2 separate regions of the Homo sapiens genome follow, and region 1 is linked to region 2. Evidence: chromatin loops called from intact Hi-C (ENCODE). Cell type or tissue: MCF 10A. All regions are shown on one strand. Each heading gives the region's core, and the rest is flanking DNA. Links, peaks and the distances in the headings are about the cores only. Region 1 overlaps ADGB (androglobin). Region 2 overlaps GRM1 (glutamate metabotropic receptor 1).

Region 1 (15,773 bases), core at 4,797-12,796, 740 kb after region 2:
GTCACCTGCCTTCATGTATAATTACTGGTGTTGTGATTTTAAATTCCTTTTGCCAATATGTTACAGTTTTGTGTTGCTGGCCTGGATCTTTGAAGTTGTAATCTATTTGTAAAAACAAATATAAATTTGTCATTCTCAAAAATATTTGGTTTCAAGTCTCATTGAATTTTATTAGCAGTATTATAACACTATTCCTTTAACTCTAATTAATATTATACTGTTGTTCTTTATTTGGCACAATGCATGGTGTAGCCAATTCAAGGTCTTTGAGGAAACCAAACATTATTAAATACATGTTATATGTATATTATTTATATATATAAAAAGACTTTTCTGTTTATATTTATCAAGTATAACTGTACTTGATAAATATATACTTTGTTCTAAACAAGTATTCTAGCTTAGAAATATGTAAATTTTCAAATTCCAACCTGATTTTATTTCTGATATATAAACCTAAGCACTGAATTTTAATCATAAAAACAAAACTGAATTTTTACAATTTTTATATGTTTCGTTATCCACTGAAGATTTCTGTCTACTGTGTTCTGGATATATGGAGGATATTGTAAGAGGAGACCTAAAGGCATAATGCTAATGGCCTTTTGAGCTCATTTCATCAACAAAATACTCCCTAAGCACTTCCTCTCTTCCAGGGGTATATTAATTTATTCCAATGGTCATTTCCTCTAGAGGTCTTCTGATTACATAAATATGCAATGTGAAGTAACATGTTTCATAATTCTTGGACTAGTAGAATGTTTTTTTCTTGCATCTTACAACTATATGTACTCCCAACACATATGTATTTCCTGTAAAGCTTTACATATTAAAGTTAAACAATCTGATAATCAGTATATATTATTAGTTCAACATTATACTAAATGAAATTAGGAATTTAAAATGAGGCATATAATGATGTTCTGGCCTTCAAAGAACTTAAAATTTATGTGAGAAAAGGTTACCCTAAATTACGCCATTAAAAATTTTGGAAATTATTTTATTCTGTATATTAAGAATGTAAAGAAGAAGGATGGCACATACCTGCCGTGTGCCTGACATTTTAGTAGGTACTTTGTGTATGTAAACTTGAATATTATATGTGCTAACTTCAGTGGAATCAAATACACCTAAATGTATTACTCAAACACTAAAAACTATGTGTAGTAAGACAAGAAAGCCCCAGAAATGCTTCATGGGGCAGCTTGAGATTCAATTTCAGCTGACATTTGTTAAGCATTTAAAAAACCCAGTGGGTGTATGATACCAGATATGATCCTATTTTAAATGCTCTATATTGATTATTTTAAGCTCTCTGGGCATGGTGCTAGTATCTCCATTACACAGAGAAGGAAACTTAGACTCAAAGGATGTAATAAACCTACAAAAGTTAACCTATTTAGCAGCTGAGCCAGAATTCACCTCTAGGTCATTTGACTATTGGACCAAAGGATTTTCCCCACAGCAAGACTTCTGAGCAGCTGAGATTGTTGGCAGAAGGGACAGTTTCCACTCCTATAGAGCGCTCACAGTCCCTTTGCAGTCTGGTAGGGTGGTTTGTCCCCCAATTTGAAAGTAGCTAATAAATGGGCACCAAGTAATTTATAAATATGGGTTATTTACAATTACTATTTTACATTGCTAATGGGGTGATTTACATGAGACTCCAGTTTTGAAAGGGACTAACAGGTTCTTTGAACTTGTATTTGAGAATACAGATTCAACTCTTATCAGTTGGGAGACTTGAGTAAATTATATAACTTCTCTGAATATACCCTGCTGGGATGCTTGAGACTTAAAAGAGAAGGAAACACAGTAAAGATTCAATAAATATTATTTTAAATAATAAATAAATTATTTAAATATTTTCCCCTCACCACTTCCATATTTAATTGTTAGAAGAGGTTAAAAAAGCATAAAGCTCATGTCCTTCATGTTGGGGAAAGGTAATTATACTCTTCTAAAAGTAAACCAGTGGTTCTCAAAGTGTGATCCTTGGATCAGCTGCCTTAGCACCATCTGGAAACTTGTGAAAAATGTACATTTTGAGGCCCTATCACAGACCTAGCAAATCAGAAACTTTAGGGTTGGTGCCCAGAAATCTGTTCTATGGTAAGCCCTTCAGGTGATTCTGACACAGGCTAAAGTTTGAGAACCACTCTTGTGAGGGTACCTTCAGCTTCTTTGAATCCTAAGTCATTGGCATTCTTCCCTTCAGCCCATCCCTTTGCAGCACTTCTCTGACAAAAGGGAAAACTGTAGCAACTTCTTAAAGCAGTGTTTCTCAAAGTACAACCTACAGGCCACTTGTGTCAGAATCACGTGAGGTACATTTTAAACTGCAGATTTCTGTGCCCCTCACCAGACTACAGAGTTGGAATCTCTGAGAGGTGGGCCTCAAGATGTGCATTTTACAGGTTATCTGTATGATTTCTACACTCACCAAAACTGTGAGTTGTTGTGTTACAATAAGCACACCATTAGCAGCCATATTTTGTGACAACAAACACAGCATTATTAGTAACAGACTTGTCTGGCAGCACGAGGTGAAAATAACGAGTTATTCTAGCTCAGTTTTTATGAGATTGGCTTATCTAAAGTGGGCCACAAAGGGAGCTCTAAAATTCTGTTAATCCCACACTCTATTGGCATTGAGAGCTCTAGGACCTGGATTTTCTTGGGACCAGAAGCTGAAGTTGTAGCTATGGCCAGTGAGGGTGGTTGAAGCCTGGTTACCTCATATTTGGGTTAGGATGAAGGGCTGGTACTGCAACACCTGGAGGCAGGGGAGGCCTGAGGAGACTGAAAAGAAGCAGCACTGAGTTTGCTTTTCTGTGAAGGCAGTGTTTCTGCCACCCCAAAGTTTATGGCTGACAAAAGATGTGAAAGAATGTAGGAGAAAAGGTGTCCTCTGTGGCCTTTCCTACTTTCTATCTTGGGTTTCTGAGAAAAGTTTATTTTAATATGTGGTTTTCTATAAAAATCTTTGTTTTTATTTCTTTTTTTCTTCTTATCCTGATGTTTCTAAATCTCTAATTTTAAGCCTTATCCTTCCTCTCATTTAAACAACCTTATTCTCTTTCTGTGAACTTTTTACTCACTTTTAAATCAGTCAATATTCATTTTTCCTTCCCATCACTAGCAAGAGCTGAACTGCTTAGAGTGTAATCTCACCTTCCTCCACAGAGTGCTCTGTAATTTCATACACTTGTGACAAGGTCTCCAGGCTAGATGAATTTTTCCACTATCCCAGGACCCTATCTCAGAAAAACAGCATGCACAGATCCTCAGAAGGTTTGGATAGAAAATAAATCCTGGAGAATGGCAGTGAAAATGGCAGGGTAAGAACTCTAAAAATTAGTAACTCCATGAAAGCAATGAAAAACCTGGCAAAAAATTATGACAGTCAACTTTTTCAGAACTCTGGAAACTTATAAAAGTCTGCAGCAAAAAAAGTTTGTTCAAGGAAAAAACAGCTGGATTTCTGTAAGAATAGGAAACTTTATGGCATTTTAACTTGTCCCATTCCTCAGCTCAGCAGTAGCTTTGGAAAAAAAAAAAAAAAACAGCCAATATTCCTGGCACATACTGGCGGATGCCAGAAGAAGTAAAATGGAGTTGGATTTATTTCAAGGTCTTATTCCCAAAGACTTATCATTATTTGACTTGTTTGATGATTTCCTGGAAGACTCCACTTAAAAGCTGAATCAAAACTACTGATTGTGCAGAGCTTTCTCCACAAAATGGTAGTCTGAGATTATGCAGTCTGAGGATATAGAATGAAGAAAAAGGAAGAGATCTTCAGAGACTTGTGGGACACCATCACACATACCAGCATGTACATAATGGGAACTCCAGAGGGAGAAGAAAAAGAGAAAGTGGCAGAAAGGCTATTTGAACTAATAATGGCTGAAAATGTCCAGATTTGATGAGAAACATTAACTGGCACATTCAAGAAGTTAAACTCCACATGGGAAAAATTCAAAGAGACCCAGAGCTAGACACCTCATAATTAAACTCTCTAAAGCAAGGAATCTTAAAAGCAGAAAGGGAGAAGTGGCTCATCACATACAAGTGATTCTCGGTAATATTAATAGCAAATTTTTACATCAACATCTAGGGAGACCAGAAGCCAGTGGGAAGACATATTCAAATAACTGCAAAGAAAATTATCAACCAAGAATTTTCTACCCAGAAAAGCTGTCATTCAAAAATAAAGGAGAAATTAAGATATCCCAGAAAAAAAAACAACTGAAAATATTTTTCAATTTATTTTGAAAACAAACCGAAGCAGTTTGTTTTGAAAACAAACTTGCCCTACAAAAGTACTACAGGAAGGTCTTCCAGCTATAAAAAAAAAAAGACACTAGGCAGTAACTTGAAGCTACATAAAGAAATAAAGTGTACCAGTAAAACTACATAGATAAATATGAAAGTCAATATAAATGTATTTTTTTTTGCTTATCACTCTGTATTCTCCTGATTTAAAAGACAACAGCTTAAAGCAATGATCATAAGTCTGTGTTGATGGGCTTTATACATATACATATGTATAAAGATGAAATTTGTGATAATAACAACATAAAGGGGGACAGAAATACGTGAACAAAGTTTTTGTATACTATTGAAATTAAACTGGTATTAATTCAAACTAGATGGTTATAAATTAACATTTTAATTATAATCCCCAAGCAACCACTAAGAAACTAACTCAAAAATCTATACAAACAAATAAAAAACAAGGGAATTAAAAAGTAAACAGTAGTGGAGGAATTGAGAAATAAAAAACAAGGTGTAGTGCATAAGAAATAATAAAAAGGCAGACATAAATCCTATCTTAATAATTATTTTAAATGTAAGTTAAGTAAACTCTCAAGTTAAAAGGCAGCAAATGGCTGAATGGCCAACAAACACATGACCTAATTATATGCTCTCTGTAAACAACATAGTTTCAAAAATACAAATAGTTTGAGAGCAAAAATATGGAAAAAACAATACCATAAAAAGAATAACCAAAAGAGACCTGGAGTGGCTATAGTAATACCAGACAAAATAGGGTCTAAGATGAAAAATGTTAATAGAGACAAAAAAAAGATACTTTAAAATGGTAAAAGGGTACTTCATCAAGCAATAGAGCAATTATAAACATACATAAACCTAACAACAGAATTCAAAATACATGAAGCAAAAACTGACAGAATTGAAAGAAGAAATAGACAATTCAACAATAATCGTTGGAAACTTTAATACCCCAATTTTAATAATGAGTAGACAAACTAAACAGAAAATTAGCAAGGAAATAGAAGGCTTGAACAACTCTGTAAACCAACTTGACCTAACATACCTATAGAATACTCCACTCAACAACAGCAGAATACACATTCTTCTCAAGGGCATATGGAACATTCTGCAATATAGACCATGTATAAATCAACAAAACAAGTCTAAATAAAAGTAAAACTATGGAATATTATACAAATATGTTTTCAGGTCACAATTGAAAGGAAGTAGAAGCAATAAGAAATAAATTGGAGGCCGGGCGCGGTAGCTCACGCCTGTAATCCCAGCACTTTGGGAGGCCGAGGCAGGCGGATCACGAGCTCACGAGATCAAGACCATCCTGGCTAACACGGTGAAACCCCGTCTCTACTAAAAATACAAAAAAAAAAAAAAAAAAAAAATTAGCCGGGCGTGGTGGCGGGCACCTGTAGTCCCAGCTACTCGGGAGGCTGAGGCAGGACAATGGCGTGAACCCGGGAGGTGGAGCTTGCAGTGAGCCAAGATTGTGCCACTGCACTCCAGCCTGGGCGACAGAGTGAGACTCCATCTCAAAAGAAAAAGAAAAAAAAAAAAGAAATTGGAGAATTTCACAATACCCGAAAATTAGACAACATACTCTCTTAACCAATGGAACAGAGAAGAAATCACAAGAGAAATTAAGAAATTCTTAGAAATGAATTAAAAAAAAAAACCGAGGATGCAGTAAAAGTAGTGTTGAGAGAAATATATAGCTACAAATGCTTGTATTACAAAGACGTAAGATCACAAATCAATAACTTATCTTCCATCTTAAAAAACTAGAAAACTAGAAAAAGAAGAGATAACTGTGTCTAAACCAATCAGAAGTAAGGGAATAATAAAGATTACAGCAGAGGTAAATGAGTTCAATATTGTATTACAAGTACTAGCCAACACAATTATGCAATAAATGAAACAAATGGCATCCATATTGGAAATAAATTGTATAGTGGTGATGGTTACACAGTCTTATAAATGTACCAAAGCCTGCGGGTTCATCCACTCACTCAATGGTGAGTGTTTGGTATATGAATTATATGTAGATTTTATGAAAACGAGTCCAACAGGCCTTTATAAAAATCTGTGTGATTGAAAAAATACAAATCTATTAGCTTAACCATATGTCCCTGAGTTGATTCCCTTGTCCCCTGTGAAACCATTTTATTGTTATATTATGACTCACCATTTTTTATTTTTATGTCTCTCTAGCTTATGGTGAAAGACACGAGGAGTTAATTAACTTAGGAAGCCCAGACTCCCACACTATTAGTGAGGGACAAAAATCTTCAGTAACTTCCAAAACAACAAGGAAAGGCAAAGAAAAGTCTTCTGAGAAAGAAAAGACAGCCAAAGAAAAACAAGCACCTCGCTTTGAGCCTCAGGTGGGTGTGGAATTTTTTTTATTTGAGTGACTTAATGATTTTAGGTTCAGTGGATTCCTATTTGCCTATCTCGTCTGAGGACAAAACCGTGAAACATTCTTTCTCCCTGATTCCAGAAACCATCTAGATACTTTGAGGACATTCCTTGGACACCTTCCTCAAGCTCCCTTTTCTAGTTCAGTATCAAAAACTATCAATTAAACCTTTAGTATGTAGAACACTATTCATGGCACTTGGGTTTCTAAGATAAATATGACTCAGTACTAACCCTAAAAGAATTCACAGTCTAATAATGGAGGAGACTGAAGGTAAACTGAGAATTATAATGTTGAATGCTATATGTGCAGTGGTAGAAAGGATAGGTTCTAATACAGCCCCTTCCAGGAGGAACTGAGTTCTGAACCGAGTTAATAAGCAAAGACGTGATGAGGCGAAAACTCAACCTGGTTTTTTGAAGCATTAAAGTATGAGAGATGAGGCTGGAGGGGTCAGTAAGGGTCAGCTGGAAAAGGGCCTTAAAGCGTCATTGGAAGGCTGGGACTCTATATACAGTCCAGAGGTTATGAGTCTAAACTCCTTCAGGGCCAGTTAGAAAATTGCCATGATTAGGGGTAAGGAAAAGGATGTGGATGGCAAACTTGAGGAGTACAAGCACAGGCCTAAAGATTTTCAAGTAACCAAAAAACAGCGCACTCTAAACAAGATACCTATGAGTACAAAATCTTCCCACCATTTATGCCTAGGTTAAGCAGGACTGGAACTAGGGGTATTTAAGAAGCACATTAACATGATCAGATTTACATTTCAGATACCCTAGTGGCTTTTAAGGGTGTGGACTTAAAGGAGAAAAGACAGGAGAGGAAGATAATTCAAGAAAATACTTCAGTAATCTAAGCAAAAGAGTGCAAAGTGTGTCAGGAACAGGAAAAAAGGAAGGATGGGACAGATCAAGAAGTATCTGGAAAACAAAAGGTGGGGTGCAGTTATTAATCCAAAGTGGGTGTTAAGGAACAAGAAGGAACAAAGTATATCTCTCAGGTTTCCAGCAGGAATAGCTGAGTAGGATGTCAGTACCATTAAGAAAATAGACAATAAAGGAAAATTAACAAATAAGAAGAGATGATGACTTGTTGTTTCAGACTCCAGGAATGGTTCCTATAGATTTCAAAGATTTCATTTCTTAGCTGAAGTCTACCCTTAGAAGTAAATAAGATTAACCCAATCCATAGATTCCTACAAGAAGACCTCCCTTAGTACCTTCACAGTGCTCCCTTTCCTGATCAAAATTTGATCCCAGAAAAGTCTCTGATAAATTCATGTATTAAGCAATTTAAAAAATAATAAAAGCTAATATACCCTGTGTTAAAAGGAGGAAATAAAATAATTTCCAATTGTGAAAGTCAATTCTCACCAGAATATTAGGGAAATATTGTAGAAAGCAAGGTCATTTGGTAACACTAAAACCAAACTGCAGGTGGAAACTGTATTCAGTGATTATATCAATCCACTCTTCCCAGCTGCATTATTTATCAGTGATAATTGACATAGCCTCGACCTTATGTAAAGTGCTATGTAACCACAATAGTTTCAATCCTCTCTTCCTACCCAATTGCCACCTATGAGCCTCACCTACGTAAAACTTGTCTCCCAGCCTATGATACATGCAGGTGATCCCATGAGACATTAAAATGTTGTTAATTTTCATGATGAATATGTAGCAAGTATATACAGACCTGGAAATGATCAACTATCCTACTCTCATTTTTATGAAGAGATGCTATGAGTGAACATAATTACAATTTATAATTTAATGTGTACAGTTTTAAGTAAAATTTGCATACATGAAATGCACAAATCACAGTTATAACATTCAGTGAGTTTTGATCAATGTATTCACCATGTAATCCATGACCCTATCAAGATATAAATTATAGATAATTCCCGAGTTTATGGAAATAATCTCAAACTTCTTTGCATTCAATTTTCTAATTCTCACACCTCATCTCCTGGTAACAACTGATCTTTCAGTCACCATAGATTAGTTTTGCCTAAATTGCTCTGGAATTTCATACTAATGACATACAAGACGATGTACCCTTTTGTGTTCGACTTCTTTATCAAAGTATAATATCTGTCTGTGGTGTATATCAATAGTTTATTACTTTTTAATATTAAGCAGAGCCCAATTATATGACTATATTACAATTTGTTTATCCATTCCTCGATTGATAGACATATATGTTGGTTTTTTGTGTGTATTATGAATAAGACTGCAATGAACATTTTCGTACAAGTCTTTTGTGAATATATGTTTTCATTTATCTCTAGTAAATACCTAATAGTGAAATTATGTATCATATGGTAAAATCTAGACCCTTTTGAAAGAAGGAAAGCATGCAAAACCCAAAGGTTTTTATTTTATCAGATATCCACTGTTCACCCTCAACAAGAAGACCCAAATAAACCCTACTGGATTTTGAGGTTGGTCACTGAACACAATGAATCAGAATTATTTGAAGTGAAAAAGGATACAGAAAGGGCAGATGAAATCCGAGCCATGAAACAAGCCTGGGAGACAACTGAGCCAGGAAGAGCAATCAAGGTCACCTGATTTCGAAAAGCTGTCATCTTTTACTTTTCCTCCTTAGGCATGCTCTGAAAAAAATAGTCATGCTGGTAAAAACCATATAGCCTGTCCTTTAGTAATGGTATCTGAAATTTTATCAGACAGGCATTGAATAACTACGTTAGGACCACCTTTGGACACATTGTAAAATGTTACCCTCCTGATTACCCAAAGGACTTGCAAAAACAAAGCACATGGTGGTACCAATTATAGGCCCACACTATGGGTTACCTCATTCTTTCACATAGCCCTGGCTTTCTGCACGTCTGCTCTTAACACCCCCAAGTAAGAAAGCATTCAAATGTTTAATATGTGCTTTACTACACTTTGCGCAGCCTTAGATGGATTAAAAACCATGTGCTGCCCCCTTGTGGAATATACACACCTAGTCTCTAGAGTCTAGAGACCCTAGAGAGTCTCTGACCTATTTCCTGTAAGAGCGATTGCCATAGTGACACTATTACCATGTAAGTGCTTCATGTCACAACTCAGGGTTATTGGGCAGATGAAAAAGATTCAGGAACCACTGCATCTAAGATAGTATGCCCAGAAATGTATTCTTTTTAGGGCTGCTTCTTCATCTATTCTCAAAAATAACTGTCAAAATCATGGATGATTCAGAATTTGAGTTTATCTGATAATGAAGAAGAGCTGGTCTGCTTCATTTAGACTGCCCTATTTAATTCACATTTTCCTGTTTCGTTTTCGATTGAATACCATTAACATGTATTACCTGTACTGGTTGTTGCTTTTGAAGAGCTTTTAAAAAGCTGCTCATGTTTGTTTTTTAGGCTTCTCAGGCTCGTTTGCATTACCTTAGCGGGTTCATTAAGAAAACATCTGATGCTGAGAGTCCGCCTATATCTGAAAGCCAAACTAAACCAAAAGAAGAAGGTGAGTGGATCCTACCACCCCAGCTGCCTCAGAGCACAGAGCTGTGATTTGCACTTCTTAAAAAAATAATCAGTGGGTTGTGCTTGGTGAAAAGGAGACATTTCAGAATCTCGTTTCTTGAGGATTATAAAAAGTCGCACAATTTCAGATAACTATATGAATAGTGCTTCAATTTTCAAATCACTTTCACACATTTTCCCATTTAAGTCCTACATCTCCCCCTTCACACACACTGTGCAAGGAGATGTGATTTTCTCCATTTAACAAATGATAAAACCAGAAAGAATGATGCAACCTAGTTAGAAAGTAGCAGTATAAAACTTGAAGGTAGGTCTACTACTATATTATTATTAGAAAGGTACCAGACTTAAACAATAACAAAAAGAAGTCATTTTTAAGTATATAATATATATTTTAAGTATATATTATATTATTTATATATATTTAAGTTAGTATATATATATATTTAAGTATATATTATATTATATATATTTAAGTATATATTATAATATTATTCCAGTTTATCAATAAGGACACAGGCACCAGAGACCCTCAGTAATAGTCTAAGTTCAGGGCCAGAGACAGAATTGGCCTGCAGACAGGCCCTTCATAATGCCAGTGTCTTCTCACAGCTACTTGACTGATTACATCGATTGCCACACTGAGGTGTCCGTGGAGGCAGAAGGCGTTCACATCCCAAATCATGCTTTTCCATTTTTGTATATTCAGGAATGTAATTCAATAATTGTTATAAAAATAATATCTCTTAACTTTTCATATGAACAGTGTGAATAGCAAGTACCATCCTAATTCTGTTATCCTGGGATAGGCAAAGCATTTTACATTTATTACCTCACTTTAACCTATAGCAACTATGAGGTATGTATTACTTAGTCTACTCATCTTAGAGATAAAGAGACCAAAGCTCAGAGAGCCACCTTATTCTTCCTAAGTCATCCATCTCAAAAGTGATGAAGTTGGGATCTGAAATATTTCTAACTCAAGTACTCACTCCTCTAATAGAGTCTAATGTAATGCTAGGAAAACAAAGGTGAATAGGATTCAGTTCTTGTCTTTTAGGCTATAGATTTATTATTTTTTTTATATTTTGTTTTAATGTATGTGTATAAAATATTACACTGAATACATTAAACATGACCAAAAATAGGGGAAGTCTCCCCTACTTCCAGGCTACTGAAGTAGGAGAGAAAGATTGAATTCAACCGTAGATACAACAGGAACAAGTGGGGAATTAAAACCAACAGTCCAGGTGAGGGAGTAGATGGTAAATTACTAAGAGGAACTTGGTTAGGTGTCAAGGGTCAGGAAAGAGGAACTTGATTTGATATCAAGTGGGGAAGGATTCTGGATAAACTGACTTAGCAGGATTTTTTGCTAAAACTGGGGTCAGCAGGCCAAGGACAAGGCCTAGTTGAGAACAGGGCTCAGAGACCCTGACCCTGTCATAGAACACACATACAATAAAAGCCACAAATTGTAACTGTACAGCTCGATTAATTTTTGCATGTGAATACTCAGTGGCCACTGCTTAGATCAAGATTGGAAACACCACATACTAAAGTCCTCCTCGTTTGTTTCCAAGTCATTTCCTCCCTCAAGGTAACAACTAGTTGACCCCCATCACCATCAAATAATTTTGCCTATTCTTGAACTTCAATTTAGACTCATATGTACCCCGTATGTCTCACTATTTAGTTATTTTATTTCTTACTGTGCCTGGAATAGTAAGCTTCATTTTATAAGAAATTTGTCTATTTTATGTAGGTTCAACTTACTGGAATAAGTTTCCTTTTTACCTTTTTTTCCTCAATCAGTCTTGCTCTAGGGATATATCAACTTTAATAATATTTTTAGGGAATCGACTTTTGACTACTGACTATCTGCCTCTTATTTCAACATTTCTTCATGCTCTTAAGTACTTTCCTATTGCCACCTTTCTTATTTCAACATTTCTTCATGCTCTTAAGTACTTTCCTATTGCCACCTTTCTTATTTCAACATTTCTTCATGCTCTTAAGTACTTTCCTATTGCCACCTTTCATTCAATGCAGAACATAACATGAATTTGGTCACCTGCAATTGATAAATAGGAAAATAATGTCTCTATATAATGAGGAAATTATGGTAGGTTTTACATAGTTTTTCCTAGGCTAGGGATCTGGAACACTGAATAGACTCAGAGTATCAAGAAAAAACTTCCCAGCTTTATGATGTCACAAGAAAGAGCTCTGTTCAGCTCTATTTTAAGACAATTTTAAATAAATGTCTGCATACAGGGATCCCCCTGCAGAGAGGAACACCCTATCTATTATGAAGCATTGTCAGCATAGGGCTAGTTGTACTTCCTCCAGGGCCGACCTTCACAGCATCCCCAATAATTCAAATATCCTATTTCCATGTATGCTGTCCCAACTTCTAAAAGCCTCTATTTTTATGTGACATTTTAATATATGGAGGCAGCTTTCAGACACACTTCCTGCCTGGGTCAGCCTTCTAGGGTGACAGTCATTACTTTTGCTAGTGCTCTGGTTAGAAGTTATAGAGCTTTTGAGTCATCTGCTCTAAATCTGTGCTCCCATCATCAAGCCCTGTTACTGTTTGCATGTGATTTCATGGAACGCCAGCTTTTTCAGTAATGCACATGTCATGTTGTAGTAGAAACAGCTGCACGTGGCGTAAAAGAACCAAACTCAAAGAATTCTGCAGGTTCAGAGAGCAAAGAGATGACACAAACAGGATCAGGGAGTGCGGTGTGGAAGAAGTGGCAATTGACCAAAGGCTTGAGGGATGTGGCAAAATCCACGAGTAGCGAAAGTGGAGGAGTGTCTTCACCAGGGAAAGAAGAGCGCGAGCAGAGCACACGGAAGGAAAACATTCGTAAGTATTGCTGTCATTGGTAACATAAACATGTATTTTCAAATAAAAATTATGGAAAAGATTTTAACTTAAACATCAGTGACGGCTAGGGCTATAGAAGTAGAAAAGATGTCTTTCCGATATATAGATTTTCATTTTACTTAATGGAGTTGGGAATTTGCTCAAGGACCTGACTACTAAATATTAACCAAAAGACAAAAGTGGGCAAAAGCCCCCCTACAGATTTGCAGGTGTATTTTTTCTGTGTATAGGTTTTCTGTGTCTACAAATGCTAGAAATAAAATGTCAGCATTCACACATACACTTCTCGTTAAACACAGATTTTTTTGTGTTATCTGTAGTATGCTACAAGATAGATTTCCTTTTTACCTTTCATAGCAAATTTTAAGAATGTCATTTTTTAAATGTTGAAAAAGAGCAATTTTCAGTGGTGCACAAGTCACCCTGACCTGATTCATTTCTATATGGATTCATATCTGTTCACTAAACTGAACTAAAACCCTGATCAAAGGAAAATGCCTTTCCACACTCCTGGTTTCCATGAATTCCTAAGCAACTCCTCAACTCCTTCTGTCTTAAAGGGAACTAAATGTCCTATTAATGCATTTGGAGAGAATGAATGAGGCTGCCCATGGAAGCACTGCTTCTCTCTCAGGTGTGAGCACTACCTAGACTGTGCTGGAACAGTCAGTCAGCTTCAGGTGATCATGGCCCATTTGTCTCTCACATCAAGCTACATCCTCCGATTAAACCTGGATCAATAGTATAATCTTACTCTATTTTTCTACTTGTTTTGAACCCAGACAGCAAAGAAAGAAATCTTAGAAAGAAGCATTCTCAGAAAAGCCAACAATGGTTCTTTTCTCAAAATTGCTAAACAATTCTGAGAATTTTTAAATTAAGAAGTGTTTAAAGCTAAAGTATGTCCTTAAGTGATTTCCATACTGAGAGGAAAATTCTAAAATTAAAAGGAATCTTTTACTATACTAACAAGAGATTCTGATATTTTTTAACCAATATTTTGAAAGTACATGCCCATTCAATAGGTAATAGCTCACATGATGGTAGCAGTAAAACTCATTAGAACACATTTCATTTACCATTAATATTTAATTTGTAGAGTAATTTTTCCACTCTTATCTCACTTGAGATTCCAGGAATTAGAGAAAGCATATATTGCTATCTCCACTTCTAAAATGACAGAATTGGCAAATAACTCACCCAAGGGCAGGAAACTGATGCAGTTTGGCTAGAACCTGGACTTACACCCAGCTCTTTGGTCTCCATATATTGTGATCTTGAACTGAACACAAACTTTTCCTCATCCTTAGTTAATTTAAAGATCTATAAAATAGAAAAATGTAGCCAAAACAATGCAACTTAAATTCTGATATCAAATTATTTACTTATGTGCTAACAAAGTAATCCTTTTTGAAATTTCATTTTTAATTAACAAATAATTATATATATTTATGGGGTACAATGGGATGTTTTGATACATGTATAGGTTATGGAATGATCAAATTAGGCTAATAAATATATTCATTACCTCAAATACTTATTATTTCCTTGGAGTGAGATCATTTAATATCCACTCTTTGAGCTATTTTGAAACATCCAATAAATTGTTAGCTGTGTTCACCAAGCTATGCAATAGAACACCAGAACCTATTCCTGCTAGCTAACTGAAACTAACTATACCCTTTGACCAACATTTTCCCTTTCCTTGTCCACTACACTATGACCCCCCAGCCTCTGGTAACCACCATCCTAATATCTATATCTACAAGTTCAACATTTTTAGATTCCACATATAAATGAGATCATGCCGCATTTGTCTCTCTGTGGCTGGCTTTTTTACTTAGCATCTTGTCCTCCAGGTTTGTCCATAATGTGGCAAATGACAGAATTTTCTGTTTGTTAAAGGCTGAAGAGCATTCCATTGTGTCTACATACCACATTTTAAAAAATCCATTCCTCTACTGATGCGTACTTTGGTCCTTTCAACATATTGGCTGTTGTGAATAACGTAATGCACATACAAGTACAGACACCTCTTTTACGTACTTATTTTAATTCCTTTGGATATATACCCACAGGCAGGATTGCTGGATCATGTGGTAATTCTACTTTTAGTTTCTTGAATAACCTCCATACTGGTGTTTCAAATGGCTTGTAATAATTCCCAGTACCACCAAAGTGTACCTGAGTTCCCTTTTATTCACACTCTCACCAATGCTTGTTATCTCTCATCTTTTTTTATAATAGCCAATGTAACAGGTATGAGGTAGTATCTCATTGTGGTTTTAACGTGCATTTTTCTGATGACTGGAGATGTTAATCATCTTTTTATATATGTGTGGGTCATTTGTGTCTCTTCTTTTGAGTAATATCTATTCAGGTTCTTTACCCATTTTTTAATGTAGTTATTTGCTTTCTTATTATTGAGTAGCTTAAGTTCCTTGTATGTATTGAATATTAGCCTCTTATCCAATGTATGGTTTGCAAATATTTTATCTCAACCCATGGTTGACTCATCACTTTTCATTGTTTCATTTGCACAGCAAAGGTTTTTAGTTTGGTACAGTCCCACTTGTCTATTTTTACTTTTGTTTCTGTGCTCTTAGGATCATATTCAAAGAAAATATTGCCCACACTGATATCATGGGCTGTTT
Region 2 (15,773 bases), core at 3,312-11,311:
CAATTGTAGGGAACTGAAAGAATGTATTAGTGGTGCAATTATCTAGAGAAAACCTGGAGAAAAGGGAATTTTGGTTAGAGTTTTGTTTGGAAACATAGCATTTGTAAAAGAGACAGTATTGAAAGTACTGTAATGGTGTGAAAAAAACAGATTTGCTTATCTGGAGGAAAGAGTCTGGGGTAAGAACTAATAATAAAAACAGAAGTAAGTCCTAATATTCTGTGATTACATCAGTCTTTATAGACATGAAGGACAAGTAATGGAGAATCTTGAAGCATGTGACAAAGAGTTTTGGTTTCAAGAAAGATACATCCAAGCACAGTTAGACATGTGAACTTTGGCCAAGAGAACATATATTATTGGCAAAAGTTGGTGAGTGGACGAAAGAAAAGCCAGATATTGTTACGAGATACTTTATTTGTAATTTTTTAACAAGTGTTCATATCCAAGTAAAACCTTGTTTATCCATAACCTTGATTCTCTAGCTGTCTACTTTATACTTGAGAGTTGGTCTCTTTAAACACCAACATTTACATTTAAAACATTTTATGAGGTGATCTTTGCAAACACTACTGTAAGGTCCCCTAACTTCTTTTAAAGACAGTGCTCAATTTAATGGACATTTTCCTTGAATATACCAAGTTATCGTGAACATAAATTTTTACCTTGCGCTGGAATATGGTGGTAATCTTGGAGCCTGTTAAAAAAATATAAGGCCATTTATTATTACTCAAAATGGCCACAAATTGCCATACTTAAAAATTTTTATCTTTATTTTTTCTTTTATATCTTGGCTGGATTTATTAAACTCATTTTTAAAGTCATTAATCAGTATTTAGCAAACAGCTATTATGTGCATAGAATTAGAGTGAAATCCAAAGACGAAAAAAATGACACTTTCATTATTTTGAGTAAACTTGAACTCTTTGTGATTCCTTTGCCACACAATCACCCTGTGACTACGTTTATCTTGCTGCAAATTTTATAAGAAGCTGTCCTTCATAGGGTAGGTGGTGATGGCAGCTTCCATTTTATGTTTCTACCGTGTGGCTTGGCAGTAGCCATCCTTCTACAAGTATTAAAATTTTTGCCCTTATGATATAGGGAGCTAATATACAATAACTGCTTTGTGGATTTTCAGTAACTGGGCAGTGACTGGAGTGATGGGTTCACAAAGAGACTTATCAAAAGTCGTGTTTTCGGCATACACTTTTTTAAGAACACAGAGGGCTGGGGAACCACATCCAGAAAAGAATAGTTTGGTGAACACCTACAACCACTAAAAAAACTCATGGCACATGCTGTTCTGATATATGTTGGAAACAGCATGTCAGTAGGAGAAAGTTGTCAATTTTCAGAGAAGCTGTAGTTGAAAACCAGAGTCAAGACAAGGCATAAAGCCTTGTCAAAATGTCACTGTCTTATGCAACAGAGAGTTATCATTAGATTCTAAAATTATATAGAAATATTTGCTACTTTTTCCTGTTTAATTGTTCTCTATGAATGTCTACAACATTTAAAATCTTAACTTACATGAGAAATTATAATTTTAATTACCTTCTGTATTCCAGAAAGCTTTACTCTCTTAAACTTAAGGCATTGTAGTACCAAATAGAACATTAATGTTTTTATGAAGAGAATTGCTTCTCAGAAATCTCCAATTATCAATTTTAGGATTATCTATTTTATTTATTTCATAGCCAACAAATTAAATATTCAAGGCAATTATCTAAATATCCAGGTAAAAGCCTTAATTTGTAGTAGAAGCACAGGATTTTGATAGGCAGAAATTCTTTGATTACCTAGTAACTAATTTGCCTTCTAATAAAGACATTTATAAATAAACACGTGACTATTATGCATCACATATTTTTCTTGGTGCTAGTAACACATAAAGTAATAAAAATCAATAATAATAACTATTATTACTACTAATATTTGTTGGAAGAGACATGTAAATATATAGACAGTTATAGGCTCATGGGTTAAAAAGAAAATGTTTAATTACTGTTTTGAAAAATGCACAAAACATATGGGAAATACTGTATGCATGCACATCTCAGTTTCATTTGTAAAATGGGAATTATAATCACTACCATGTTATATTCCTCACAGCAGCTTTTCAAAGAACAAGAAGATGGTACCCATAAATACATTTCAGTTGTTTTTCTTAAACTGCCACCAAAGCGATGACTTCTTCTCAGCTGATGAATATTAAGCAAGTCCAAGAAGCCAGTTAATTGGATACAGATTTTCGACCCTAAACCTAGTAATATAAGATTAAAATGAAATTCATGATTAAGATAAAGGTGTAGCATCTACTATAGACTTTAGGAAACTTTCTTGTTACAAATGAGAAAACAAAAGCCCAGAAAAATAAAACAAAATGACTTGCTCAAGATCATAAAATTCATCAGCAGCAAAGCTAGGACTAATTTAGCTTTGTTTTAGATACTTTCTCAAGCCAAAGTTTTCTTTCTTTCTTTCTTTCCTTTTTAACCCTCATGCACGCCTCTCATGTGAGGTCCATACTATTTAGCTCAACTGTGTCTTTCCAACTTTGCTGCTGTCATTTAGCAGCTTCTAGGAGATTCCTCTTCTGAAAACTCACTCTGCTGTTAGTCTTCCTCTTAATGTCAGCTCTTACCTTAGTTTTGGATGACTCCAACATTCATGTGTTTGTCCCACCAATACCTATCCTCATAGCTCATTGATCTCAGCTCTGTGTTCCTTGCCTTCTCTTTAGCAACCCACTTACCCTGACCACAATCTGGTACCCTGGCCTTGCCAATAACTATTTTATTTATAAATTTTTAAACATGAGAAAGTCACTGAAAAATAGAAGCCTCTCCTTTTCTTCAACTTCTTTTGCTCCCACCTCACCTGCTCTCCACATTTCTCTGGAAGGTCTGAATAAAGCCATTTTCTCAGCTGATCTGGTTTCCCTTCTGCATCTGAGCAACTCTACCTCCATATTTGTGCTTGTTATCATCTTGTAATAAAAGTCCTTTCGCAGAGAAAATAAACTTTCAATGTAGAGTGACTGCTCCACATGAAGCTCTATTTCAGGAGATTATGAATTAACCATTTTTTTTTCTCCAGCTCCTTCAGGGCAGAAATGTAAAATAAGACCAGAATTAAACACCTTGTTAAAATGAAAGAAGAAAGGATGCCTTCTCTATGAGGGTTGTGGTTAACAGTGGGAGATGACACATGGTCAGACATCTCTGTGACACCATCTCTACCACAAGTAACTAGAAGTGGTATGGAGTGGATAAGGATGAGAAAATTAGAGAAGGGTGGCTAGAGTTGAAATCCAGAGATCTGGAATAGGATTGACTCAAGGGATTAATAGAATTAGGCATGCTTAGAGAGCTATCAGGGTGAAGTATACAGAAAACAGTCCCCTAAGTTTATTATACAGATAAGATGCAACAGTGCTCCATATAGGGCTAGGTAGATGTAATAGATGTAAGATGTCATTATTGTTGTCATGCTATTCTAACCTTAATTAGGAAGATGCCCTTAGCTTAGATGAGCCTGTGTGAAGTAAATACAGGGAAGTTCTGTGGTGGAGATGTGAAAATAAAGAGGGAAAATGCTGATTTACTAACACTGAGTGGCGCATATTCAACTTCTCATTCTCTCCCTTTATAAAAATTGCACTCACAGCATGTGGCCCTCAATGCAAATCTTTTGATTGGACAGCATATTCCACAGCTATTGTTAAACAATCAGAGACAGTTTCCTCTGTTCTCTGTGGTGCTATAACACATTTTATAATTTGTTTGTTATAAAAGGTAGAACAAAAAAATCAATAAACAAATTGCTGATAGTATGTTCAAGAGAAAAAAACTTTATGAAAGATTTTAAAAGGTTATATCAGGATATTGAAATAGTGGAAACAGCTTATAATAAAGAAATTCAATATCCTTTTTTTTCGATAAATAAATACATTATTTGTTATTTTCAGGTTTTGGTTAACAGGTACTACTCTACTGGCAGAGAAGAAGTCATGTCCAGATTCCTATCTCAATTTTTATGTTTTGTAGCACATTCTTTGGTTTGACCAATGCTATAGTCATTGAGGAGTAGAGATAGTGGAATTATAGTCTTCCTTTTAAGAAGTTCACCACATGGTGATTACTATTCAGTTTTGCTAAGTGCAACCATAGGAGTAGGCATGAGGTAGAGAGACAACAGAGAGAACTGTGATTAGCTCCCTCTGGTCCAGGGAAGCAGTGAGGGAAAGCTCATAGAAGGTCCCCAGAAAAGGTGACATCTGAAGTTCACTATATCCGAGGAAACAAAGGAGTAAATTCAGTAAAAGCACTGACATAGAAAGCAAAATATGCTCAGGGACCTCTAAGAATATCATTAACTCTAAAGTATATGTCCTGGGAAAATGAGTGGGGAAGACCAAACTGAAAAGAGAGAAAGAGCCTAGGTCATGATGGGACATACTTATCAAGCCAAGAAAATTAGACTCTTGGAAACATGGTGAGCCAGTGAAGAATTTTATGCAGGAAGAAATCAAGATCAGATTATATTTTGGAAAGGGCATCTGGAAAGCTTTGGAGAAGACAGATTAAGAAAAGGAGTCAAATTGGAAATTAGGAGACAAATCTGAAGGCCATTGATGGTTGAGGGAAGTGGAGAAGGAAAGGCCAGTTCAATTAATTAATTTTGTCAAGAGATGATTAGAGTTTTACTAAAGAAAGTGTCAATGGAAAAGGATAGAGGAGAATGAATTTGACTTTCTATGTAGCAGGGAGGTTAGTGTTTAGTGAATGATTGGTTATGAGAATCAAGGAAAAAGAGAAGTCTAGAATAAGCCGCAGGTCTATTTTGTAGGAATAAATAGGGAATAAAGAGAAATCGCAGACTGGGAAAAAATTAGTTTAGGCTGTTTGAGTTTGTGGTATCCATTGGACAATAAAGTCAAGGGATCCCATAGGCCACCGATCTGGAAAGAGAGTTATATTTGAAATTTGTCAGAAAATATCTGGTTAAAACCATGAAAATTGATGGGATTGCCAAGGGGGTAAGATATAAAACACAAAAAGATGGTCAAGGGCAGTACTTTAAGGCATGTGAAATGAGAAAGAGTCTACAGAAAAGGGAAAAAGGACAGTTTAAAAAGTAGAAAAAGAAACAGGAAGAACCTCATGTTATGAAAGCCAATGGAGGAGACAGTTTTGATAATAGAACAGTGACAAAGAAAGCTGATGGGTAAAAGAGGAAGAACTATAGAAACAGTGTTCTGTACTAGTAGCGATACATGAGACTGTGTAATTTATATGCCACAACAACAGTGTTAGAATGTTCTGAATTTTTATACTTTTACCTGTGAATTTTATGCCTTCGGATGATGTTCTTATTGCATGTTAGTGTCCTTTTCTTTCAGATTGAAGAACTCCCTTTAGCATTTCTTCTAAGAAAGGTCTGGGGGTGATGAATTCCCTCAGTTTTTGTTTGCCTGGGAAAGTATTTATCTCTTTTTTATGTTTGAAAGTTAGCTTTGCTGGGTACAGTATTCTCAGTTGACAATTTCTTTTCTTCAGTGCTTTGTCATCCTGCTCCCTCCTGGCCTGTGGTTTCCACTAAGAAGTCTGTTGCCAAACAAATTGGAGCTCATATATGTTGTTTTCCTTTCTCTTGCTCCTTTTGGGATTATCAACTTTTGAAAGTTTCATTATTATATGCCTTGGGGTAGTCTTATTTGGGTGAAATCTGTGTGGTGTTCTCTACCCTTCTTGTACCTAGAGATTTATATTTTCTCTAGGGTTGGGGAGTTTTCTTGTATTATTTCTTTATGTGATCTTTCTACCACTTGCCCTTTCTCAACTCCTTCTTGAAGGCCAATGACTCTTAGATTTGCCTTTTTGAGGCTATTTTCTGGATTTCAGAGGCATTCTTTATTCCTTTTCTTTTTTTTTCTTTTTTCTCCTCTGAATGTATTTTCAAATAACCTGTCTTCAAGCTCATAAATTCTTTCCTCTGCTTCATCAGTTCTGCTGTTTTAACCCTCTGATGCATTTTTTTTGATTCAACTAAAGTATTTCTCACTCCAAAATTTCTGTTTAACTTTGTAAATTAATTATTTCAATCTCTTTGTTAAATTTCTCTGATAACTTTATAAATTGCTTTTATGTGTTATCTTGGAGTTCACTGAGTTTCTTTAGAATTCTTATTTCGGATTATTGACCTGAGAGCTCACATATTGCCATCTCATTGGAGTCAGCCACTGCTCCTTGCTTTACCCATTTGGGAAGGTTATGGCTCCCTGTTTGCTGGTGTTTTTTATGAATGGATATCTGTGTCTTATTGAAAGGTTAGTTATTTATCCCAGTCTTCATTCCCTGTGTTGGTGTGGTCTGTCTAGTGATGTGTATTTACAGGTTCTATGCTGGTTGCCTGTTGAGTCCCCTTAGCCCTAGACAGCTGCCTTTATTTTGGCACTAGATGGTGCCCTAGGCCCAGGTTTCCCACAGCTCTCACACAAGTTGGAAGCACTGCCCATTCTGGATTGGGGAGAGGGGTCTCCAAGAGAATTTCTCTGCTGTTTGGGAGGCTGACTAGGAGTTTATGCCCAGAAGACTCATGAATGTGCCTCCTACAATGTGGTGCTGCTGAACCTCCTCTCTGACTCGGTATCTCCTTTGTCTTCTGCTCACAATTTTTCACTTCTCTGTGGCTTCAAGGATCTTCACAGCCTCAGCTTCGAATTCTGGGTTATTGGTGATGATAATCTTGACACTAGATAGTTGTTTTTGGTTTTCTGTGAGGAAGATGGAAGGCATATTTCTTCTACTCCACCATTTTGGTGATGTCATACCCATAGACGGAGTAGCTTATAAATAATAGAAATTTATTCTCTCACAGTTTTGGAGAAACTGGCATGTCCAAGATCAAGGCACCACAAGTTTGGTGTCTGGTGAGGGCTGCTGTCTGCTTCCAAGATGGTGTCTTGTTACTGCATCCTCCAGAGAAATGAACTCTGTGTCTTCATGGTGGAAGGAACAAAAGGGCAAAGGAGGCTTAAGCTAGTTCTCTCCAGTTGTTTTAGAAGGCACTAATCCATTTTTGAGTGCAGGGCCCTCAATGACTCAATCAAATTCAAAAGTCTCTATCTTTTAATACCACCACAATGGGGATTAAATTTCAACACATGGATTTTGGGGGACGTTCAGACCATAGCAAGTAGCCTCCACTTCCTCCTAGCTCTGTCTTTCCAGTAGTGTGTCAGTTTATAAATCAATTGGAAGGGCAGAAGCCAGGAGGAAGTGGAGGCTGCTAATATGCATCCTTGTTCCTGAGAAAGGGAGATGAGAGATCCAATGATAACTACAGAGAGATGTACTTCTAAGTAAAATAATCCTTTAGGAGGGGAAAAAATTAAGCAGTTTTAAAGGCTGATGAAAAAGAGTGAGTAGAAAAGGAAAATTTGAAGATAATTGATCAAGCAAGGTTGCTGAGGAGCCACGACAAAGCTGTGGCAGGGCTAGCCTTGAACAGAAGCCTTTTCTCTGCGTGGTGATGTAGTGAAGTTCGGGAAAGAGGAGAAAAGAGTATTTGAAAACAACATTTGGTAGCCTTTATTTTCTGAATTATTCAATGAGGGAAATGGAAAGAGAGAAGAAACAGGTCAAATACAAATAGAGCATATTTTTAGAGGAGCCAATTGAGATGAGAAACCACATATTCCTAGTAGTGTTAGTTCATACTATTTTGACATTCTCTTCACTATTGTACAGCCCTCAGTTACAAGCAAGAAGTCTCAGCTTTCATAGCAGTTAATTAACTTGGCCACCTACTGGCCCAATGTCCAAAAACACCAAAATCTTTCTTTAATTTACTACAAAGGCTACTAGGTGCCCATCAGAGATCAGAGCCAAGAATTATCCTTTATCCAGATCCTCTCAAAGGGCCAGATAAGAGAACTGATATTTAACAGTGTCATCTGGGAGATCATTACCAACCTCTCTGTATGAAAATAGGTTTCCAGGGGCCACCCACAGTGGCTCATGCATATAATAGCAGCACTTTGGAAAGCTAAGGTGGGAGGCTTGAGGCTAGGAATTTGAGGCCAGCCTGAGCAATATAGCAAGACCCCATCTCTAAAAAAAAAATTAAAAAATAACCGTGCATGGTGGCGTGCACCTGTAGGAGGCACCTGTAGGTGGAGGCTAAGGAAAGAGGATTACTTGAGCCCAAGAGTTTGAGGTTGCAGTGAGCAATGATGCATTCCATTGTGTTTCAGCCTGGCCAACAGAGTGAGACCTTGTCTAAAAAAAATTAGGTTTCCAGAATATTACATACTTGACTTTGTTTAGTCTTCCTGAAGAATTGCCTTTTCTAAGTAACATGTTAATATTTTACTTTTTCATTTCTTAAAGGTCAGAACAGGGATTAAAAATTTAGACAATGCTTATCATTTTCATCTATTTTTTGTTGAAGATATTGCCTGTGCTGCTTAATGCAACTTGTATAAATTCATCAGAAACATATTATTTTTAGATTTAAATGTTATGATAGTATTTGTTTCTCTTAAAGAGCTAACATGTTTCATCTTAATTGGTAATGAGAACATTGCATTTTCTGTTTATCTCTTGCCTACCAGGAAGCTCAAAACTAAAATTAATGCTCAATCACAGAATATATTCTAGCTTATGTGCATAGATACTAGCTTCTTCCACCTTACTTCAATGGCATTAATTTATACTTTTTTATAATTGTAAAATATCTCAACTCTATTTTTGGAAAGAGTCAGGTGATATATATATATATATATATATATATATAAAGGGAAGTGACCTCCTCGTAGGTGTATATCTCAACCAGAATTTCTGTATGCTATGAAGCAGATGGTAATGACAGGTGGAAAGTTTTTTTTTAAACTGTGGAAACTGGAGGTATCTTACACTCATAGTTTAATACGCTAAAGATGAGAAGATCTAGTGTGTACAGAAGAATCCTTGAGTGTTGATCACATAACAGAAGAGAATCATACTTTTTCAGATTATTTGAAATTCCTTTCTTGGCTCAGATGCTCACCTGTTCCTGCCATTTCCTTCTTAGTGCATTCTGGGACCTGCCATGAGGCTGTGTTTGGACATTTTGTCCCTTTTTGACAGGGCATATGTGTGGCTGAAACATTCTGTCTTTCTTCCATGTTCAACCTCGATATGGGTGCCTCTGTGGATTTATAACAGTCTCCCTTCCTGTTTTCCCCTTTTCTCATGTTTATAATAAAAATAAATAAAATCTGGGAAAGGCGAGTCTGTTTGTAAAGTGACTGCTCAGTGAGAAATGGAGAGGAAGCTTGCTTTTACCCATCTTCTAACTTCTCCTGGTGTTCTCATGCACTTCCCTGGCCATAATTACTTGTAGTCTGGCAGCCAGTTTTGTTGAATGTTCTAGGTAGGCTCAGTACCTATGATGCTGTCTTCTACTTCATTCTTGTTTGCCTTAAGGGCAACATGATGTAACTTGGGAAACCGAGCTTGATATAGGATGAGAAAATGGAAGACACCCTATGTCTCTTAAACCTGTTAATAAGGTGGTGATTCAATCACAGAGAATAGAGGGAGGTACTGTGTGTTGATACATGTGAGGGATAAATTAATCTTTGGCTAGAAGCACCAAATTTGAAACCATGAAAAGGCAAATTCATTTTTTTGGTCTATGTCAGTACATGCTAAAGGAAAGTTTAGTATGAAATATCTTTGATATGCCATTTTAAAAGTAAAATCTTACTTGAAAAGAAACTGCCTCTTAAAAATGAAAAAAAATCGAGTGAGTGATTAATTTTTTGAAGTGCTTATATTCTGCCTTTTACAAGGTTATTTTAGGCTCTCCTTGGTACAGAGGAATGCAGTCAAGGAGTCTTAAACCTTATTGTTCATACAAATCACCTGGGGAGCTTCAATTACAGATTCTGACTTAGTAGATCTGGGGTGGGCCTGAGCGTCTGTCTCTACAGGCTCTCAGGTGGTATTGATGCTGCTGATTTCTGGACCGCAATATGGACAGAACCTCTGGAAGCCCCTTCTCATAATTTACTTCTTATGACAGTGTATTGTAGATGCTTTCCCATACATTTATGAATTATTTCCTGCAAAATCGTTTATATATGTTTAAGAGAAATGTTGTTTGATTCTCACATAGGCAGAAAATGGATTTTAAAATGTGCAAATTTAAAAAATTATAGAAAAGATATTTATCTATTCATTTCTTACATTTAATGATTTTAAAAATATGCATTAGCTAACCTGAATAATTACTGAATGTAGCATTGTAGTTAATCAAATTTCTGGTTACATCAATGCCTTCTCCCGCTAGAATACTTTGCCCCCAAAAAGTATCTGTCCTGGTGGAATATAAACTGCTGGAAAGTAAGATCTTAGTTTTGTTTCATTCACTGATATTTTTTCAGCAATTAAAGTAGGGATTCGGACACTGTAGACACTTGGTACACATTTGTTCAATTGAATTAAGTATGGAAGGCTTTTGTTTCAAATGCCTTTTCTGCCTTAGTAAGGGGTTTGATGATTTAAGAGCTTACAGGGCTTCACATCAATTCTTAGTGCCTAGTACTGTAAATGTAAATGTAAATGAAACAAGATGATCGATTATTTATTCAACTTCCAAGAACCAGCAACATTAGAAGTCTTTGGTTTTTACTAAATTTGTTGTAGATTATTTTTCTTTTGCTTCTTTCTCACCAAAGTGGAATACAGCAAAAAAAAAAAAAAAAAAAAAAAAAAAATCAAATTAATTGCATGTTTTGTGGGTAGACTCTACTTATTATCACTCTTCCCTTTTTCCCTTTTTAATCATTGAAGGAAAAATCATTACATTTACTGGCAATTAAAGCTCACAGATGTTATATTTTTCTCAATCACTCTCTTTATATGAATACTGGTATCTAGTACCCTCTCTTCCTTTTACACTTTAGCGCCCGTGGGCAGCAAGAGGTGTACTGAGTAGGAGGACCTGGATTTGATCTCACGTCCTCTGAGAACAACCTCCATGACTCTGGACAAGCCAGGAAACTGCTTTAAGTCCATCTGTCTTCTCATCTGTAAAGAGTCTGTCTTGCCTTTGCCTTTCTTACACGCTTCCTGTGAGACCCAAATAGTTGATGTGGAAGTACTTTGGAAACTGTATACTTTTATATACATACAATTAGCTGCATTATATTCTACTATAGCTTGTATTGTTATTTTCTCATTTTTATTATTAATAATTCCTCCTAGCCTCTACATTTACCAGAAAGTTATAAACAACCACTATTACTCAGCATTTATTTAAAATGATAGATTATATGCTAAAAGAGAGTATCTAAGTCCTTGATTTGAAAAGAAAGCTTAGATGTGGGGTTACACACAGCTAGTTACTACAAGATGCATGATGCATGACTATCATTGTAGCCCAGCTTTTTCTCTCTACAGCCTCTGAAGGATCTCCTGATCATTGACATTAATTTCTTCATATGCTCTGCCTACTGTCTGATTTTCTTCCACCCTTACTCTTTGTAGGTGGGCTTGAAGGGTAACCCTCATATTTATATCAGTAAGCCAGCAAGTTAGTCAATTTATTTTATAAAAACTGCTCTACTAATTATTAGGCAGTGCACCAGGCATCAGATATTAAAAATGAATCCAGGTGTGCAGAGGCCAATAAAGTTTGGTAACATAAGCAAATATATGTAAAAAATTATCCAGATATTTTATTACAGTACAGTAAAATAATATTTTTTATGTTTCCAAATTTTATGGGTACCCTGCAGTTCTTACCATTGTTTTTAGTCCAGATGGAGGGCTAGAGAAAGGATTATTGCCACATCATTGTGAGAGGGTGTGAGGTCCAAGGGAGGGACAGGTTACTTCCAGTAGGGATATTGGGTAGGTATTTGAAATAAGAGGCATTAAAACTGGGTCTTACATGATAGCTAGTGTTACAAATGCAGAGCTATATGGAAAAATAATCTCACATCAATAAAATCATGTAAATCAGGGATCTGAGTAAGGTGCTAACAGGTATGCAGAGAATGGTGAGTGGTTTAATTCATCTGGAGCAGAAGGTAGTTACAGGAGAGTTGTGGAGCTGGTTGGAAAAGCGGACCCAGATGTCAGAGTGCTGAGAATGTCAGAGTTTGAATTTGTCTTCCATCTGCTATGTTAGTCAAAATAGAGTAGACCCTCTTTTGCAAATTTCTACCAAAGACTGATAAATAGGGATTTATTTTTAACATTTCCTGCCCACTCATTTTTCGGGTTCTTTTTTCCTCCTTGTAGCATTTGTGTTAGAAAGCGACACCTTTGCAAGGAAGCCACCTTCTTTGTTTGTCTAGAAAAACATCATTAATCATACAGTCCATTTACATTTCCAGAGCAACATAAATATTTGATTTTAAGAAGGATACAGGCAAACTTATTGCAATGTTTTGCAGCTAGAGTTGCAGCCTCTGTGGACATGTGGCCCGCCTCTCAGTGAAGCAAAAGGCATATCACAAGCTGGTTTCTCAGCTGTGAAATGCCACTACTTAGGTCACATGCCTCAGGAAAAAAAAAAAAAAAACCTGCCAGGAGCAACGCCTTCTTCTTGGCAGAGAGGCATGCCACCTGTCACCCAAAGCTGCTGTCCCCTCTAGCATCATGCACAGATAACTTTGCTTCACTTCTGCATGTGGGGAAGTTGTGTTCTCTGCCTTTTGCAGTGTATTTCTCCATGGCATTTATCTAGTGGAGAATTTAGTTTGAAACTTATTGAATTGGGGTTTATTGCCCATACTTATTGGACAAATCTTAATCCAGAAGAATGGTTATAACCTAGAATGACACTGGGTGAAAATTTGAATTGTGTTTCACATGAAAGATGGCATATAACAGGCATATTTCCACCTGACACCTAGCTATGATGCCACCCTTGGTGACAGAGCAAGATCACTCCTTATGTCACTCCTTAATAGCATGCATGGGTTCCTGGAAATCAGCCTTAGTGAACACATTCTGGATCCTTAGAACCATGCCTCATCAACTCTTAAGGCATAGAAAACAAGGAACATAATTCACATATTCACAAGCAGGTAAAGCACTCCATACAGCGTGTACCATATTTTAGATTTCCTCCATATCTTTGTAAGGTCTGATATGGGGTTAAGCACAAAGTGCTTAATTAATATTTGTTGAATGAATAAGCAAATATTGTTTTGTTAAGAGGCAATCTAATAGACATTTGGGCTGGCCAGGGTATTGGAATTCCTTGGCTTCATGTTTCTCTAGGAAGGACCTATGTAAAACCTCACTGGGACTTACTTTTAGGAAGAGATGCATGTTCTTACTGCCATAATAATGCCATCTTGGCACAAGTGTAATACTTAAGAGTTAAAGCATTTTCCTTTGCGTTTTTGAGTGATTCCAAAACATATGCCATTAAAACCATTAAAACATATGCTTTTTCAAAACATTTCAAATATAATTCTTATTTTTGCCCTCTGTTTTTGTTATGGGTTAATTGTGTCCCACCACACCCCCCAAAAAAGTTGGAACCCTAATACCTGATATCTCATAATATGAGCTTATTTGAAAATACGAGCTTTACAAAGGTGATTTAAATGGTAAAGTTAAAATGATATCATTAGGGTGGGCCCCAATCCAACATGATTAGTGACCTTATAAAAAGAAGAAATTTGGATACAAAAAAAGACACGCACACAGGAAGAACACAATTTGAAGATGAAGACGGAGATTGGGGTGATGCATCTGCAAGCCAGGGAATGCCAAAGATTGTCAGCAACCACCAAAAGCTAGGAGAAGGCATGGGACAGACTCTCCCTCACATTTGTCAGAAAGAACCAATTCTATCGACACCTTAATTTCAGATTTTTAGCCTCTAGAACTGTGAGAGAATAAATTTTTGTTGTTTAAGCCACCCAGTGTATGCTACTTTGTTACAGCAGCCCTAGAGAACTAATACAGTTCTTTTGAGGCTATTATATTGTAAAACCTGCTCTAGGTTTTGGTACTTTCTGCATGTGCTAAAAAAAAAACTAGTGTTCACGGTGCAACTGATGCTCATCTTTTTATCGACTATTAATTGCTTAACTTTTACCCTCCCCCTACCATGTGAACCACCACCTTCTACTCATAAATGGTAATATAACTCAGAGGTATGTTATTGTGATGGCTAATTTTAGGTGTCAGCTTGACTTGATTAAGGGACACCCGGATAGCTGGTAAAGCATCATTTTTGAGTAGGTCTATGAGGGTATTTCCCAAGAGATTCACATTTGAATCAATGGGTTGAGCAAGGAAGAGCTGCCCTCAATAATGAAATAAGCTAAGGACCTATATAGAACTGGAGATGGGACCCCCCTTTTCTCCTTTTCTTACACGTCAGTACTCCAGGATTTACGACTTTGAACTCCAGGACTTGCATCAGTAGCTGCCTAGATTCTTAGGCCTTTGGCCCTGTACTGAGGGTTATGCTATCATCAGCTTCCCTGGTTCTCAGGCCTTTGGACTTAGACTGAGTCACATCACTGGCTTCCTTGGTTCTCCAGCTTGTAGACAAGTTACTGTGGAACTTCTCAACCTCCATAATTGCATGAGCCAATTCCCATATGAAACCTCCTTTCATATCTATCTATCTATCTATCTATCTATCTATCTATCTATCTATCTATCTATCATCTCATGTTGGTTCTGTCCCTCTAGAGAATCTTGACTAACAAAATTATTATTATTAAAAAATAACAACGATGGCAGTACCATGGAGTGAGTATTTATTGTGTGCCAAACACTGTGCAATTGTTCAATGTTCATTGCTTCATTTGGTCCTCTCGATAACCCTAGAAGGTAGGTACTATTATTATTCTTGGAAGTTTAAAAATGATCATCTAAGTCATACAGGTAAAAAGTGGCAGACGCAGGGTTCAAACCCAGTCAGTCTCATTCCAAAGGCTTAGTGTCTGATTACTACGTATAATCTCCTGTATAAGGAGACACTAAGATTCAAAACAGGCTTATGAGTTTTGAGCTAGATATTGTCAGCATTTTTAATGTCTAAGTGAGTAAGGAAAATGTAAATAACCGGTGCAAAGACTGTATTACCATGAGTGAGGGCAAAGTCTTTTTAAAAAATCAGGTCCTGGAGCTATATTGCATTCGACACACCTGTTCTTGTCAACCAGAAGGACATAGCCCAACTCATTACCAATTCAGAAAAGGATAAAATAAATGCACACTGGGTCTTCCTTTTCTGTTTTCTTCATGTGTGTCTCTCTAGAAAATGTGTGTCTCTCTAGAAAAGGCAGTTCTACTCTAAAGCTTGCTCCTGTTTGGCTGCAAGTAACAGATAGAGGGAGGCATTGTCAGAGGGTAAGAGTAGCTACACACTGATTTGTTTTAAAGCACACTTGATCCTTGAAAAACCTTCAAACACAGTAACTCCTGGAAATGATGATAAAAAGACATGCCTTCTTTTCTTCTGTATTTAGAACAATTCTATAATTAAAAGAAACAAACATATCCATATTTCTAAAAACAAGGGATATTTTTAAGAGGGGGGAGGGGAAGAAAAGCTATATCTTCTCTTTGGAAATTTCCAGGGCATTAGTAATGGGAGTTTACTGCATTTTGAAATTTGACAATACTCTTAGCTGCTCATTCTCCAAAGCAGAATCTACACACTGCCAATTAATTTTCCATTGTAGTGTTAGTTCATGCAGAAGCCAGCCTCTCTTACTTAGTCCCTAGTGTGATTAC

The links. Hi-C counts contacts between places; a loop is a spot of excess contacts. Peaks named below come from ENCODE experiments on the same cell type or tissue, not always from the same donor. Only the 100,000 strongest peaks of a DNase experiment are listed, where the experiment ranks them.
Region 1: a loop joins it to region 2, with 9 times the contacts of the local background. A loop is called at or near these places in 8 of 110 quality-filtered maps.

The regions. Positions count from the first base shown.
Region 1 is chr6:146,775,513-146,791,285 of GRCh38, forward strand. ADGB (androglobin) reads left to right here. Exons shown (of 36, transcript NM_024694.4): 30 at 6,508-6,680; 31 at 9,106-9,282; 32 at 10,098-10,200; 33 at 12,877-13,098. Among named protein-coding and RNA genes, the nearest start is that of ADGB, 180 kb to the left of the region's middle. In MCF 10A, for the core only: a CTCF peak has its summit at 9,659 (motif pointing left); a DNase peak (open chromatin) is centred at 9,679.
Region 2 is chr6:146,035,007-146,050,779 of GRCh38, forward strand. The region is part of intron 1 of GRM1 (glutamate metabotropic receptor 1); the gene reads left to right. Among named protein-coding and RNA genes, the nearest start is that of GRM1, 14 kb to the left of the region's middle. In MCF 10A, for the core only: CTCF peaks have their summits at 6,464 (motif pointing right) and 7,702; a DNase peak (open chromatin) is centred at 6,475.